2 separate regions of the Homo sapiens genome follow, and region 2 is linked to region 1. Evidence: chromatin contacts called from ENCODE Hi-C or POLR2A ChIA-PET data. All regions are on one chromosome and are shown on one strand. The core of a region is the stretch at or near the end of the contact, and the rest is flanking DNA. Distances in the headings are between cores, read along the strand shown. Region 1 holds the start of LINC02361 (long intergenic non-protein coding RNA 2361). Region 2 holds the start of GALNT9 (polypeptide N-acetylgalactosaminyltransferase 9).

Region 1 (7,948 bases), core at 5,449-7,948:
TTTTATTGGCGCCCAGCCACACCCAGTTGCTTACTATTGTCTGTGGCCACCGCTGCGGGGCTCTCGGCACAGAGTCAGGCCATGGCCGCGTGGCTCACAAAGCTGCAGACGCAGACTCTGGCCGATGAGGAAATCACTGGATGACGCCTGTGCTGGGATGTGGCCTGGCAGGTGGCCTCACGTGTGCAGACAGACCATGAACTCGATGCAGCCGGGAAAATGGAGGAGAGCACGTCCCCTGCAGCCACACATGCAGCTGGAGGCCGTCAGCCTGAGAACTCAACCCGAACAGAAAACCAAAACCACGTGTTCTCACTTATCCATGGGAGCTGAATGCTGCATGCACATGACGCAGAGAGGGAATAGCAGACGCCAGGGACTCCAGAGGGGCAGGTGGGAGGGGGAGGAGGACGAGGACGAGGGCTGGAAAACCACCTGTTGGGAGCTGCGTTCACTCCCTGGGTGATGGGATCGTTAGAAGCCAAAACCTCAGCATCAAGCTATATACCCACATAACAAACCCACACATGTACCCATGAATCTAAAATTTTTTTTTTAAAAGGCCAGGCACGGTGGTTCACGCCTATAATCCCAGCACTTTGGGAGGCTGAGGTGGGTGGATCATCTGAGGTCAGGAGATTGAGACCATCCTGGCTAAGGTGAAATCCCATCTCTACTAAAAATACAAAAATTAGCTGGGCATGGTGGCAGGCACCTGTAATCCCAGCTACTCAGCAGGCTGAGGCAGAATATAGCTTGAACCTGGGAGGTGGAGGTTGCAGTGAGCCGAGATCGAGCCACAGCACTCCAGCCTGGGCAACAGAGTGATACTCCATCTCAAAGAAAAAAAAAAAAAATGGGCAGGTGCCAAATTTGGCAAGTCCAGGCTCCGAGTCTCCAGGGAGTGAGGACGCTGACCCGTTGTCACCAGTCGGAGTTCAGCCTGCGGGGACACGTCACTGTCCGCTAGCCCTGGGCAGAGGCAATGGGGCTGGGAACACTTCACTTTCCGCTAGCCCTGGGCAGAGGCAATGGGGCTGGGAACACTTCACTTTCCGCTAGCCCTGGGCAGAGGCAATGGGGCTGTACTTCACTGCTCTTTCCAAAGCCCGCAGGGGCTCATGTTCCTCCCCCAGCACCCTGCCTGCTGGGGTGCCCACCCACCACACGGCCCCTCTGCTCAACGCCTTCCTCTGGGACTCCCCAGTCGTTGCTTCCTGTTCCTGTAAGAAGCCCTGAGGGGTCCCAGTTTCTCTGTTCTCAGCAGAGAATTCTCCCAACCCCAGCCCAAGCCTCAGCCCTCTGTCTAGTCCAGATCTTGCCAAAATTCTAAGATCATGGAGGCAAAACACGGGCAGTGAGTGAGGCCCCAAAAGTGAGTGGCTTGCCAGGGACCCCCCCCACCCCCAGCCAGACTCACAGGAGTCCAGAAGTTTCCCAGGTGAAGTTAGGAGTCCAGAAGTTTCCCAGGTGAAGGATGTGCAACGTCCCTTATCTTGCAACGTGCAGTGCCTGTAGTTTAGACCAAGAGGATGGCAGGTGCAAACTCGGCTCGCTCACACACCAATTCATTAGGCAAATTGACAGGCAAGTCAAAGCTGGCTGGTTCATAGCCCACACAGGATCCCACAGAAAACCTGACACCTGGAAAATTACTCTCGAATCCTCAGTAGAACTCCCACCCTTCAGGGAGGTGAGTGTTCCCTCCCACTGAGGGAAGCCTATGGCTGCTCCGCCTCACCTGGCCCAGCCCCTCCTCCCTGGCACCAGGAGGAGTCCCGAGGGGAGCACCTGGGATGGCAGATCCCTGCAGGGCAGCGGAGGTGAGGTGCTGTCCACGCTGTCCGGACAGGAGACTCTTCAACAGGCATGACTTTGACTTGCCAAACACTCTGCTTCACCAAATACACCTCCAAGTGTCCTTATTTCCCTGACTATTCCCCTCTGTCCTTACCTGCCTAAGTGGCCACACGCCTCTTGAGAACTGCCCCTGTTCTGGAGAAAGTACCCACGAATCCTAGAGATCATGTAATCCAAAGAGCTCCCCACCCTTGCATGGGTGGGGCAGAGCTGGAGATGTCCCAACGTCCGCTGCTGCCTTTGCATCTGCTGCCACACGGTGTCGCTGTTGAAGATGGTCCCTGCACGGCTGCATGGCCAACACTCGGCCGTGGCCACCAGGATGTCCTTGCTGGCCTAGACTCTCACGCCTGCCTCAGAGGGGTGCCCCACATGGGAACCAACCATACTGTTTAAGTCACAGTGACATGCTGATGTAGATTGGATGTTTGTCCCCTCCAAATTTCAGGTAGAAATTTAACCAACATGGAGGTGGTGCCTGCTGGGACGTGTTTGGGTCACGGGTGGATCCCTCATGAACAGTCCAGCACTGTCCTCATGGTAACTAACATCCACTCTAGTAGTTCCTGAGGGAGCTGGTTGTTAGAAGGGTCCTGGCACTGCCCTCCCTGCTCCCTCCCTCACCACGTCCCCTCTGCTCTGAGAAGAAGCTCCCTGAGGCCTTCCCGGAAGCAGATGTTGGTGCCAGGCTTCCTGTAGAGCCTGCAGGCCCGTGAGCCACTTACACCCCTTTTCTTCACGAATTACCCTGTCTCAGATGTTCCTTTATATGAATAGCAAAATGCCAAACGGATGGAGACATGCATTTGCCCTGACCCCAGCACAGTCCCTGGGCTCAGGAAAACGTGCAGTGCAGTCCGTGGGCTGTGCCATCTGTAGGCTGTGCCGTCCGTGGGCTGTGCTGAAGCCACCGTGATCCCCTAAACCCTTTGACACATGTGGATACGTCCCTTCCTGTAAGGCACAATCACTCCTCCTCATGGACTTCTGTGTCCTGTTTTGTAACCATAGGTCCTTGGTTGGGGCCACCCCAATTGTATCAGGTGGGATCCAACCAGTCAAACAAAAGGGATTTAATATGGAGGACCGATTGCCCAAGTGAGGGAAGAGCTGAGGCTTTGACCAGGCTCACAACTGCCGAAACCGCCTACCAACACCCACAGGCTGGAAGGGCTGGGAGCTGGGGTTCCGGCAGTCGGTGGGGGGCCTACAGCAGGCAACTCCAAGCTTGGAGACTGCGTGTTGGTCGCCTGGAACGGTCCGTGGTGGAGAGACAGACAGAGATACAGACACTATGATTGGCAATGCTACACGCCACGGCTGCGCTTCCAACAGCCTATTGTCAGACACTGGCCAGCACACCCCCAACTTGCTCTCCCAAAACCCCCAGACGCAGAGCACCTCCCCAGTCCGACGGACGCGACCGAGACACGCAGAGAACCTCCCCAGTCCGACGGACGCGACCGAGACACGCAGAGCACCTCCCCAGTCCGACGGACGCGACCGAGACACGCAGAGCACCTCCCCAGTCCGACGGACGCGACCGAGACACGCAGAGCACCTCCCCAGTCCGACGGACGCGACCGAGACGCAGAGCACGCCCCCAGTCCAACAGATGTGACTAAGACAGGACGCACAAGAGATTCCTTTCAGAGCAAAGGTCTACAGAAACGCCAGCTCCTGTCCCAGGTACTCGGGAAAACTGCTGCCAACCATTCTCTTCTCCTTAGAGGAGGAGGAGGAGGGAGGACAGAGGAGGATGAGGGAGGACACAGGAGGAGGATGAGGGAGGACACAGGAGGAGGACGAGGGAGGACACAGGAGGAGGACGAGGGAGGGAGGAAGATGTTTATATACGGCTGAAATTTTAATCCCATTTAATTCTTCAAATACCTTAAGTAGTACTGAGCACTCCTGTGCCCACTTAAGGAGAAACAGAGGCTCGGAGGAGTAAAATGACTCCATACAAGACACACGCATCACAGAGGCCGACCCAGGGGGTCCCACCCAGATCCATGTGACCCCAAACCTGCGACCTTCAACCCTGCCTGGCTGCCCAGTATTTTTTTCTTTTTAAACAGTCATGTTTTAAATGGCAAGGATACAAGCAAATAGAATTTAATAAAACTTAATAGCAGGCCTGCTTCTCCCATTGATTCAATTAAAATCTGGCTCTGCAGCAGATTCAGAAAAATCCACGTCATCTGTTTGACATGGTTCATTGGCACCTGACGACCGGGGCTCGGAGCGGCCGGTACAGGAGCAGGCACTCCCCCAGCCCGACGACAGGGGCTCGGAGCAGCCAGTACGGGTGCAGGCACTCCCCCAGCCCGATGACCGGGGCTCGGAGCGGCCGGTGCGGGAGCAGGCGCTCCTGGTGGAAGCAGTGAACAAATACACACGTCATTCTTCTCCTTTCTCTGCTCTTGATAGAGATCCTGGGCATCCGAATTTAATTTTGCCTCTAATAAAAATGCCCATTGCCTGATGAGTCTCATTTATGGCTCAGACCGACTTCAAGAGTGGGTCCTACAGGAAGCAGCATGCGGGGGGGGCCTGTCCCCAGGAGCGGGGCAGCCTCGAAGGGCCCCAGCAGGGGTGCAGGCCGGGCTGGTGTTGACCAGGGGCCCAACCACACAGAGCGTGGGGGTCTCCCAAACACTCCCTCGTCATCACAGGCAAGTTTAGCTCTGGTCGAAGCAAGGGGAAGGTGAAGGGCAGACTCCAGGGCGGGGGCCCCCTCTGAGAGGGCTGCAGGGACAGCTCTGGGGTCTGCAGAGAGGGGCAGCAGCAGACACACCTGGGCGCCCTCTCCTCACTGGGCAGCTTTGGGGAAATTACTTTCTCCTTCTGAACTGCATTTAATTCAAACAAGAAATAATACAGGCTCCAAAGCTTTGCTTTGAAGATTAGGAAAAAAGCACATCATAACTGTTATATTCCTGGGTGGTTTTGATTTTTTTATTTGCTTCTTGTATTTCCTAAATTTTCTGCAAAGAAACTTGTCTGCAACGAAGGATAATTGGCTCTTTTGTTTATTAATATTCATTTGACACCCACTGCACAGCGGGCGCTCTCCCTCACAGCAGCGGCCCATTCCCGAGCGCGTGCAGTGCCTAGCTTCCGGCCCGAGACACAAGGAGGGCTTCTAGAGGGATCACCGTCCACGCTGACACTGCTGTCCGGTGACCAGTCCCCGTGCTGGAGCTCACTGGCTGGTGACCAGTCCCCGTGCTGGAGCTCACTGGCCGGCCCGCAGGCCGCCTCTCACACCATGTCCTCCCCACCTGCCAGGCACCGGCTCACCAGCCTGCCGGGCCTGTGAATGCCCCAGTCCCAATCACGAGGCCCTCCCATGTTTGTGCCCAGCGCTGCTGTAACACAGGACCACAGCAGGTGGCTTCAGATGGCAGAATTGATTCCCTCACAGTCCCAGAGTCCAAGGCCCAGGTGCCAGCCCGGCTTCCTCCGAGGGCTCCGGGGCTCCTCCCACCTCCTCCCTCGCTGGGCCTGACCCGTCTCTGCTGCCGGTGGCCTGTTCCTCACCCCACCCCCATGTGTCTCCTCCACGCCTGCACCCTCTCGTCACCTTGCAGGGACAGCAGCCTCGGATTCAGGGCCCACCCTGCTCCAGGGTGGCCTCATCTTAATGTTCCATCAGCTAAGGCCTTCTCTTTAAATAGGTCTCATTCGGGGGTTCTGGGTGGACGTGAATTTTGGAAAGACAGCCCATGACCTTCTCCTATTGCCCAAATAGGCCCAGAAACTTCCCCGAGTCCTCCGAGGTGCAGAGCTGTGCTGAGGTCTGTGGGGAGAAGAGAAAGGCTGACCTGCCCCGCTGGACACGTGCTATCCCCGAGCCCCTCAGTCCATCGTCAGAACGGCCCCTCGACATGTGCGTGGCCAACGAGCACACGGAAAGGCACGACGCCAGCAGGCACCGGGGGCTGCAGAGGAAAGCCACGGCGGCCGGACTGGCTGAAGCACCCACGGGCAGCACGGGCGAGCCTCGGAGCGCCCCAAAGGCCCACCCGCTGCTGGCGGGGTCACGAAAGGCCACGGGCACTTGGAGCCACCATGGGTCACCACCTCCCTATAACCAAAGGTAACTCACAGCACCCCGGCCCGGCAATCTCACACCTGGATTCACCCAAGGGGCATGAAGACACGTCCCCAAAGACTTACAGTAAAATACTCACACCGGCCTTATTCACAATAGTCCAGAGCCGCAAGCAGCCCGGTGCGTGAGCCCTCAAGTCAGGGGCAGCCTCGGCGGGGCCTGTGCCTGAACCGGCCCTTGGCGGAGAGGAGGAGCGGCCGCGCGGCGGGAGAGGGGCCGGGCAAAGCGCACATCCGCCCCTGGAACCCGCACAGCCGGTCACCGCGCGCCCGGCGGGGTCGGAGCCGAGGCTGCCTGTGACCCCGGGAGCTGGGCGGAGGGCACAGGATCCGTCCGGATTTTCTGTGCAACGTCCTGGGAATCTAAAACTGCGTCAAAGTAAAAAGGTCTTTTGGTTTTGTTGTTGTTTATTCTACTTTAATTTCTGGGGCACATGCGCACAACGTGCAGGTTGGTTACAGACGCCCAGCGGCTTCGGAGGTGCCGTGCAGAAAGCGGCTGCCCGAGGCCGGGGGAGGCGCCGGGGAGGGCGGGGAGACGCCGCGGGAACATTCGTCACACCCCGCGGACCTGCCCCCGAGACGGGCGCCGCCTGGGACCCGCGCGCAGTGACTTAAAAGGGCGAAGGGCCGCCCCAGGCCCCGCCCTCGACTCCTCCGTCGCTGCGTCTCCTCCGTGCTCCGTCCCCGGAAAGACGGGCCCCGCCCCGACTCCCTCGGCGAAGAGGCCCCCGCGGCCGGCCGAGCTCCGTGGACTCCGCAGGAGCGGCCCCGCCCCTCACACTACGCCGGGCGGTTCCCTCCGAGCCCCGCCGGGACAGCGTCGACGCTGCACACACCCCAGAGAAGCCAGAGGACGGCGCCTGCACCGGACACAGCGCAACACCGGCACAGCACAGCGTCCACACCACAAGTGAGCCTAGGCAGCTGTGTCTACACTGCAGACGCCGGCCTGAGCGCACGCGTCTTCATGCAGGCTCAGCAGAGGGGGAAGAACACCTCCCCGAGGGTGGAAGAGCTGTGGCCAGCAGACAGATGGACGGACAGACGGACACAGGCGAACAGGCAGCGCAGGGGTGAGCCGAGCCGGTCAAATGGGCCAGGACCCGGCTCCGTGTGCCCTTCACAGTCAGGATGACAGAACCCCGTGGAATATGAAAAATGCCGGGAGACAGACCCCGGAGGCACAGCCCCTCACCGGGCAGGGAGGCCGCCAGAGGGAAGCGCAGCTCCAGGTGCGCGCCCCCCCACGCCCACCCCATCCCCCGCTGGGCAGGGAGGGACCCCACCTGCGCCCTCAGGCGGTGCTCAAGATGGGGATAGGGTGAGCTGCAGAACCGATTTCATCTCTGGAGTGAAATGGAATGATGGGTTTGTGTGAAATCAGGACAGAGCTGGGGAGGTGGCGGAGCCGGGACGGGAAGAGGGCAGAGCAGTGGGCTCATTCCCCGGAACCAGCATCTCCTGGCCCGGTTTAGCCACTGAGGGAAGCTTCTCTGTGTATTGAGCCTGGCTGCCCAGAGAGCAGCCCCACCCTCCCTCCTGCTCCTGCTCCTCTCCCTCCCCCAACTTCTCGTCCCCTCTTCCTCACCCCTGCCCCCACCTCCAGCCTGACTCTAACGCTGCACTGGCCTTTAGTGTCTCAGAACACAGAGCAGTTGCTGGGCAGAATCCCCCGTGCCACGATGCGTCCACGCACAACACGGGAACTAAACCACCCGAAACGCAGCAGGTTAAAGCAGCGCTGGGCTCCTGGTCCTCACAATTCTCTGGGTCCATGGGGGCTCCCTGGGCTGGCTCATGGGCCGCCATGGTCACCAGCAGGGCTGGCCAGGCCGGGCAGCAGACGGCTCCTGGCAGCTGGCGGGTGGGGCTGGCCGTCGCTGCGGCCTGGGCTGTCCTCCGCACGGCCTCCTGCCTCAGTTTTCTGTTTCTGATGAGCCCCGTATCTAGCGGTTCAGAGCAACGC
Region 2 (7,948 bases), core at 1,923-4,422, 140 kb before region 1:
TCTCAAGACAGGGGTTCATCGCTGCACCCCATGGGTACATGCGCCTTCTCAGACAGGGGTTCATCTCTGCACCCCGTGGGAACATACGCCTTCTTAGCGGTTCATCTCGGCACCCCTGGGGGCTGCCTCACATGTTACAGCTCACTGAGCATTCAGCATATATATATTTTTGTGTTTTGTTTGTTGAGACAGGGTCTCACTCTGTTACCCAGGCTGGAGTGCAGTGGTGCAATCTCGGCTCACTGCAGCCTTGACTTCCCCAGGCTCAGGTGATTCTCCCACCTCAACCTCCCACGTAGCTGAGACTACAGCTGTGCACCACCACACCCGGCTAATTTTTTGTATTTTTTTTCATAGAGATGAGGTTTTACCATATTGCCCGGGCTAGTCTTGGACTCCTGGGCTCGAGCAATCCACCGGCCTCAGCCTCCCCAATTGCTGGGATTGCTGGGGGAGGTCACCGCACCCGGCCTCCCATATGTCCTAAAAATCCAGCAAATGCTAGTGCGCCAGACTATCAGATGCATTCTCTTCCATGTAAAGTTCCCCAGTATTTTCCCATGTCCAATGTGCTTGTATTTCCAATGAAATGTACCCAGATCTTGACGGTAGTTAGGCCACATCTTTTCCTGCTAGATTTTAGAATGCAGTAAAATGTATTTACATGAATGAAATGTTTTCTCCTACAAAACCACTTTAACATCATTTTCATTAAACATGTAATGAAAAGTGCTTGATGTTTTCTCTGGAGTGATCATGACTAATAAAGTCAATTCTGGAGCCCAATTGTCTGGGCTTGAATCCCAGATCCACGCTTTGCCATTCACGCGACCTTGAGCAAGCCAGTTGCCCTTTGTGTGCCTCAGTTTCCTCACATGGAACGTTAGATGACGCCAGTGTGTATTACACCTTAACGTGGCTGCTGCTCGTATTGACCAGGTGATAGGCATAGAAGACCATGTCTGGTGAAACCTTTGCACTGCGTGTGTGCCAGCTACCTGCATCATTATTCCAGCAGCTGTCCTCGTAACGTCGGGAAACATTTTACAACCTGCATTTTATAAGCAGAAGAATACGGCATTTTCAGGAGGGACACGGGAATGGCTATTGATCAAAAACAGACCAGGGTTTATCACACTGGCTGCATAGTAATCACCTCCCGGATGATTAAAAACAGCCTCCCAGGCTCTGTCTCAGAACAGGTGATACGTATCTACGGTAAACGCCCCGCAGACAGCTGCCTCCGTCCCAGTGCCGGGTCCTGCCTGGTTCTGATCCTCTGGATTTCCTGGGATAAACATCCTGAGGAAGAAAAGAATGGCTCAACAAAGAAAGGAGAAATGGGTGTTCGGCTCGCCCAGCCTCAGCCAAGGGGCAGAAAACCTCCAAGCTGGATAGGCTGTCATGCCCGATGCCAAGAAACGGATATTTGAAGAATAGAGTACTAAGCTCAGAGCCAGAACCCCCCAGATCCCCCTACACACATGTGCATACACAGACACACACACACAGGCACATGCACACACAGATATACATACAAACACACACATAGACACATGAACACATGAACAAATGCAGATATGAACACACAGACATGCACACATTTGAACATGCACAGACCACACACATGAACAGACATACATACACAGAAACATGCACACACAGAGACACATGGAGAGAAACATGCATACATGTGAACATGCACAGACATGAACACACATGAACACAGAGACATATATACATAGAAACATGCACATATGAACACACAAACACAGACATGCACACACAGACACACAGACACTCGTACACAGATACACAGACAAATGCACACATGGACACACAAACACAGACACATAGATGCACACAGATATAGAGACACATGCACACATGAACAAACAGAGATGAACACAGAGATATGCACACATGTGAACACACACACAGACATACATAGACACATACACAAATACACACAGGCACAGACAGACACATGCACACGCATGAACACACACAGAGACAATGCACACAGACACAGGCACATGCACACACAGATACATGCACACACGGGCACACAGACATGCACACAGAAACACGTGGACACATGCACATGCATGCGTGCTGACAACACAGACATGCACATATGCAGATACACAGGCACACAGAGGCAAATGCATGCACACTCATGCACACACACGGACACACACACAGCCAAGAGCTGTGAAGCCCCTTGCCTTACTCATCTCTGTATGGAGAGCCAAGCACAGCCATGCTCTTAATAAATGCTCCGTCATTTATTCACTCATCCCGCAAATGTTTACTGAACACCAGCTATGTGTCCAATCTCTGGGAACACAGGGGTGAACCCTGCCTTTGGGTGAAACTCCTGCCTCTTGGGTGCTTGCATTCTGCCAGTGGAAGTTGGGCCCCTGTGCTGCGCGGCTTGGCTGACATCTCCCCTGGCTTCCAGGGTCTCCTCCACAAAACGCCAGTGTGGGGCCAGATCAGAGCCTGGGCTGGGGGTGGGGGCAGCCGGGGTTTGCGGCCTCGGGTCTTACCTGCGAGCCTGGCTCAGGGACGGGGCCTTCTCCCTCCTGGTGGCTCCAGGGCCCCCTGCTGTTCCCGGAGGTCCGGCTGCATCCCAAGCCCCAACCCCCCCATACCCGTCCCGGGACTCAGCTTCCCCAGTCCTCAGCCCTGGACGGGGGAGAGGGAGGGAGGCCGGGAGCTCGGCTTGGGGAGGGGTGGGCAGGAGACTACCAGAGTGGCCCTGACCCGGGTCCTGCCCCGGCCGCCCCCTCCCCCATTCACTCCCGGCGACACCGCCCTGGCCAGGCATTCCCGGAGGCCCCGCTGCCCTCGGGTCAAGCTTGGGGTCGATTCGGACCGTGCTGGCCGTTGGGGGCCCCGGGCGTCTGGCGGGTCCTGGGGAGGGAGGGTCCGCGCCTGCCCCGCCCCCGCTCCCCGCGCCCGCGCGCCCTTGGCCCAGGCTACCCCGCGCGCCCCGCCCCCCGTCCCCCGCCCCCCGGACCTGCTGTCCTGGGGTCCCCGGGGGGGCGCGGTGGGGGGGGCGGGGCAGGCGCGCGGGGCGGTCCCGGGGGGCGGCCTTGAGGGGTGGGGGAGGCGGGGCGGGGCGGTCCTGGGGCCGCGGTTGCAGATGAGGTGAGGTGAGGCCGCGTCACTCTGCACCGGCGCGGTGGCTGCGGGGCGGGCAGGACAGGAGCCGGCACAGACACCGAGCGCCGCCCGCCCGCGCCTTCCCCGCCGCCCCCCGGCGCCCCCGGCCCCCCTCACCGCTCCCCGGGGCGGGGCCGCGCCCTCTGAGCGGGGGATGCCGGCCGCGCCCCGCGACCCCAGCCCCGGGCAGCCCTCTGCGCTCTGGGGGACCCCCGGCGGCCGTGGCCCGGCGCGCTGAGCTGGTGCTGAAGGGACAGCTCCGGCCGAGCCCCGCAGCCCCCGCAGCCCCGGGCGGCTCATGGTCCCCGAAGCCGAAGCTGAAGCCCAGGCCCGGGCGGGGATGCTGGGGATGCCCCGCGGGTGAGGCCCCCGCTGCAGCCGTGTTCATGGCGGTGGCCAGGAAGATCCGAACTTTGCTGACGGTGAACATCCTGGTGTTCGTGGGCATCGTCCTGTTCTCCGTGTACTGCCGCCTGCAGGGCCGCTCCCAGGAGCTCGTGCGCATCGTGAGCGGCGACCGCCGGGTGCGCAGCCGACACGCCAAGGTGGGCACGCTGGGGGACCGTGAGGCCATCCTGCAGCGCCTGGACCACCTGGAGGAGGTGGTCTACAACCAGCTCAACGGTGAGCGGGGGCGCCGGGGCGGAGTGGGGGCAGCCCTGCCCGGGACAGTGGCCACCCCGGGCGCGATGGGTCAGGCCGGCCTCGGGTGCGCGCCCCTCTGCGCCCCTGTGGGAGGGAATATACAGGAGAGAGGAGAGGGAAGGGCCGCGGAAGCCCCTTCAGCAGCGGGCAGCAACCTGGGTTCCCCCCGCACCGGGCACCCACCCCTCCAGTGGAGACTTGAGGAATCCCCCTGCCCCCACAATGACGCAAACTTGCTCTCCGAGGGAACTTCTGCAGAGGATCTTTGGAGCTGCTCTAGAAGCAGGCAGTGCCTAGGTCCAGGAGTGTGGGGTGGGGGGCTGGCTTGGCGCTCCAGGAGTGGGGGCCGTCAGGTTTAGGCTGCGCCGACCCCTCCACTCTTGAAGGTGGGGAAAGAGGAGGGTGGGGACGCCACACTTGGGAGGCTGCTGGTGCAGTGTCCTTTGCCCCTGAGGTTCGAAGGCACCCCAAATGCTTCGACCACTGGGCTAGGCGGCCCCCTGTCCTGGGGGTGCCCGAGGCCGCGTTAGAAAGTTGTTATGGGAGAAGCTTGAAGCTGAGACCTGAGACTCCTGGGAGGATGGAGTTGAGGATCATGCAGGGCTTGGCAGGACTCATTACCCAGGGGGGCCCAAGTTGTGGCACCTGGGAGCCCCAGAATCCATGAAAGCCTCCAGCTCCCGGTGGGTCTGTTTCATCACGAGCGGACGTAGGTCAGCCCGAGGAGCAGCACCGGCATCACCACAGGTCAGGGCCAGCGGCCACAGCTGCTGAGAGCAAGCACTTTTCCAGCTGCTCCACCTTCCCGGAGGAGCAGCCGCCCCCAAGGCCACTCTGCACCGGGGCGCCAGGAAGGAGAAAGTTTGCATGTGCCTACATCACTAGCTGGTGTGGCTTTCCGTTCCGTGCCGATGATTCAGGCTTCTGCCTTGGCAGCCCCAGCAAACCTCCTCCAGAAAGCATCCGTAACAGGCTCGAGTGGGAGGTGACGGGAGCTGGGGTTACGCGGGCAGGCGGGGGCTCCGGATGTGCCTGCTGTGTGTGGGGGCAAAGGCGGGGGGTGGTCTTGCGTTTCCTTCAGGAGCCACACCCTCTCTTGAGGGTGGGCTGCAGACAGGCCGTGGGGTGGGAGGGGGAGGTGAATCCCCATGAGGAGGGGTTGTCCCAGCTTTGTCTGACTCAGAGCACCCTGACTTCCTGAGCGCCTTCCCATCACCCACAGAATCCCTGACTTTCCCGCAGAGCTGTGCTTGGTGAGCTCTGTGGCTTCTCTGATCTTTCTGATTCAGCTGGAGCCACGAGGGGAGAAAAGTAGTTCAAGCAGCCGCCCAGCCGCCCGGCAGAGCAATTCATCTCCCGGAAGGCGGTGTGCCCGGCAATAGCACATGGCTCTATTGAAGTGTGCTCGCCATGGTGTTATGGTCTGTTTTATGGGGAGAGCCAGAGGATTACATAAAAACATTGGCAGCACACTGAGGTTGTGTAACACCACGAGGGCAGCTCGGCCCTGTGAGTCGTTTTCCCTGCCTCACCCTTCAAGGTGAGAATCGGCTGGGATTCTTGGTGGTGGAAAAAGCCAGGACCCATGATCCGCTTTGCTGACATTGGCGGGAGATAAGGAAGCATTCCGGGAAAGTGTGTCTCCCCCCACCGCCCACCGCCCCCACTGCCTTCTCCCATCCCGCTTCCTCCTGTCCTCTGTCCCCTCCCTTCTTCCTCTTCGCTTCCCTCCCCCTTCCTCCTTTCTTTCTTTTAAAATTGTTTCTCCTTCTTTCCTTCATCCTAGCTGTCCTCCCTTGTCAGCCTTTCTCCGAACGGCCCCTGCCATCTGTCTGCCTCTGTCTTTGCCCTCAACCTTTTGATGAGGCCGAGTTTCGTCCCCCTCTGTGATGAGGCTGTGCTGCGTTCCTCTCTGTGACCAGCAGGCCAGGCACAGTGTCTAAACCCAAGAGTCAGTCAATCTTTGCCCCAGGAAATGATGGGAGACACCAAAATTACTCTCACCCCCGGTGGGGCCCTACGGGGAGGGCGGTGCCGTAGAGGCCTGATGTCTGTCGCCATGAGGCCCTTTGAAACAGCATTACCCGCTCTGATGTTGGCACAGGCTCTCAGTGCTAAAAGGTGTGTAAGAAGCTCCCTGGAGGAGGCGGCCAGCTCTTAGATCACAGCCTGTTCCAGAATGTGACATCCCAGGATGCAAAATTGATTCCTGGGAGCTCCCACTCGATACTAATCCATCCGAGTTCAGAAAGGAGAGGGGGAAATCCGAAACAAAATGGATTGATCCCTTTTCCCTGCCTTGATTGCTTCCTGGAATTCCTCTGCTGGCTGGGAGGGGCCTGGTGGAAGGAAGTCCACGTCTTCATGGGAGCTGGAGGAGCGGGAGGGCCACTGGGGTGGGGAGGGGCCCAGAATCCAAAGTTCTTCCCACACCCTGCCTCCGCTGGTCCAGTGGCCTTTCTTTGGGATATCCATTGACCTTGGCAAAGAACTCCTAAGGAATGTGTGCAGATTCAAATTCATAAGGCCCCAGAGGGATGTTCATTAAGGAAGCTCTGTGTAGTCACTCCTATGTGTACATCAAGGTTTGCTTCTAAGTTCAGCGCTCAAGGCAAGGAAAAAATGTTTATACACAAAAACCACCCTTCTGAATATCTTCAGTTGCACATAAAAGACAGCATCCATGGTTTTGTGCGCAGCAGACACAGTAAGTCTCATAAACGCTAAATTTCAGAGCCTCTAAACTCAAGGAAAAGAAGGGGAAGAACTGTCTCCATTCAGTTGTCTGGGCATTCAAACCCTTCTGCCTTTAAGAAAATTTTCAAGCCCCTTGAGATGGGAAGGGGAGAGAGAGACAAAGAGCCCCCACTTTCTCTAGGCGCTTGCAGGGCCTACCCCTGTGTCCATGCGAGGCCTGGGCAGCGCTAAGGCATGCCAGGCTGTTTGTTGCTGTGGGCGTGGAGCGAGTGAAGGTCACCGCCAGGGAGCACGGTCGCCCGCGTCGCAGCGGCTGGACTCACTCTGCTGGGAGAGGAGAATCACCCCTGCCTGGCGCGGTCCTGGCCCTCCTGCCCCTCAGGAAGAAAGGCTCTGAATGGAGGATGGAGCCAGGGATGGCGATGGGAAGTTTTCCTTTTGTTGGTTGGTTGTGAGGGAGGTTGTTTCTAAAATTCAGAGCACATGTGTGAATTCCCTCTCACTGACCTGCCCTAGCCCAGGTCCCAGGTCTGAGAGGTCTGGGCCTGAGCAGCAGGAAAGCTGAGAGCCTGGAGCGGGGTGGGCCACGGGGCCCAGAGAGGTCCAGCGAGGTGGCGCTGGTTTCAGAGGGACCTAGGTTTCTGTAGTTACTAAAAGTTTACATTAAAAAAGCAGAAGGCCCCACTGTGGCCAGCCAGTTGCTGGTCAGAGAAGGTTGGAGTGTGGTGCACGCTCATTGCACGCTCATCCTGCCCACGGCCCCCCCTCTGGGGACATGGACTCAGGCTTCCTCCAGCCTCAGGAATTCCCACGTGCCTCATGCATCCCCCCATGACTGTGTGACACCTCGCTCGTGTCCACTGAGGGCGAGGCTGTGTCTGTCTGGTCCTGGCTCTGATGCCCAAGGCCTCTGGCGGTACTGTGAACATAGCACTCCACGAATATCTGTCCAGTGAGCAAGCGAGAGGGTTTTTCTCCAAACAATTCATTGTTTTGTTTAAATGAACTTAAGAGACACTTGTGTGTCTCCAGCGCACCCGTGAGTAGAAGGTGACTGAGTGCCGTGGGAACAGCCTGGAGACTCCAGCAGGCGTCACCCCACCAAGGCCTGCCCTGTCCCCCAGGGAGGCCTGAGCCGGGGCCACATGAGCACGACGCCGGAAGAACTTGGGAGAGCAAGGTCTGAAGTGGGGTGGCATCTCATAAAGCTGTGCCCGTGCATGGCCCACAGCCATGTCTGCAAGCTGGGCCCACCGGGACGCAGCCCCTGCTTTGGGAAGCCCCAGTGTGTGTTCAGAGCAGCAGCTGAGGGGACGTTCCTGTGGGGCTGGAGGGCTTGGGGAAGGGGTGGTCAGGTTGCCAAGGGGCGTATCTCCCCAGGCTGCCTTCGCCACAGTGGGGTCCCAGACCTTTAATCCGGACGCAAAACACTGCC

What was found. A loop is a pair of places that touch in the nucleus more often than their neighbours do. ChIA-PET counts read pairs that join two places held with the same protein, here RNA polymerase II (POLR2A). Pooled maps may share reads with other maps.
Region 2: a map of chondrocyte shows a loop between it and region 1 (1.9-fold over the local background). The contact joins the promoter of GALNT9 here to the promoter of LINC02361 in region 1. A Hi-C loop is called at or near these places in 1 of 168 maps with a recorded cell type or tissue (chondrocyte) and 5 of 50 pooled maps. POLR2A ChIA-PET finds 5 or more read pairs at or near these places in 3 of 52 experiments (AG04450, activated CD4-positive, alpha-beta T cell and activated T-cell).

What each region holds. Positions count from the first base shown.
Region 1 is chr12:132,188,445-132,196,392 of GRCh38, reverse strand. LINC02361 (long intergenic non-protein coding RNA 2361) reads left to right here and starts at 6,698. Exons shown (of 2, transcript NR_146452.1): 1 at 6,698-7,214. It overlaps GALNT9 (polypeptide N-acetylgalactosaminyltransferase 9), which reads left to right. Exons shown (of 11, transcript NM_001122636.2): 11 at 1-21. RefSeq lists silencers at 6,178-6,237, 6,368-6,847.
Region 2 is chr12:132,324,813-132,332,760 of GRCh38, reverse strand. GALNT9 (polypeptide N-acetylgalactosaminyltransferase 9) reads left to right here and starts at 3,172. Exons shown (of 11, transcript NM_001122636.2): 1 at 3,172-3,795. The coding sequence starts at 3,558. LOC101928416 (a long non-coding RNA gene) reads right to left here and starts at 2,911. Exons shown (of 2, transcript NR_120467.1): 1 at 2,553-2,911; 2 at 1,186-1,302. RefSeq lists an enhancer at 4,534-5,733.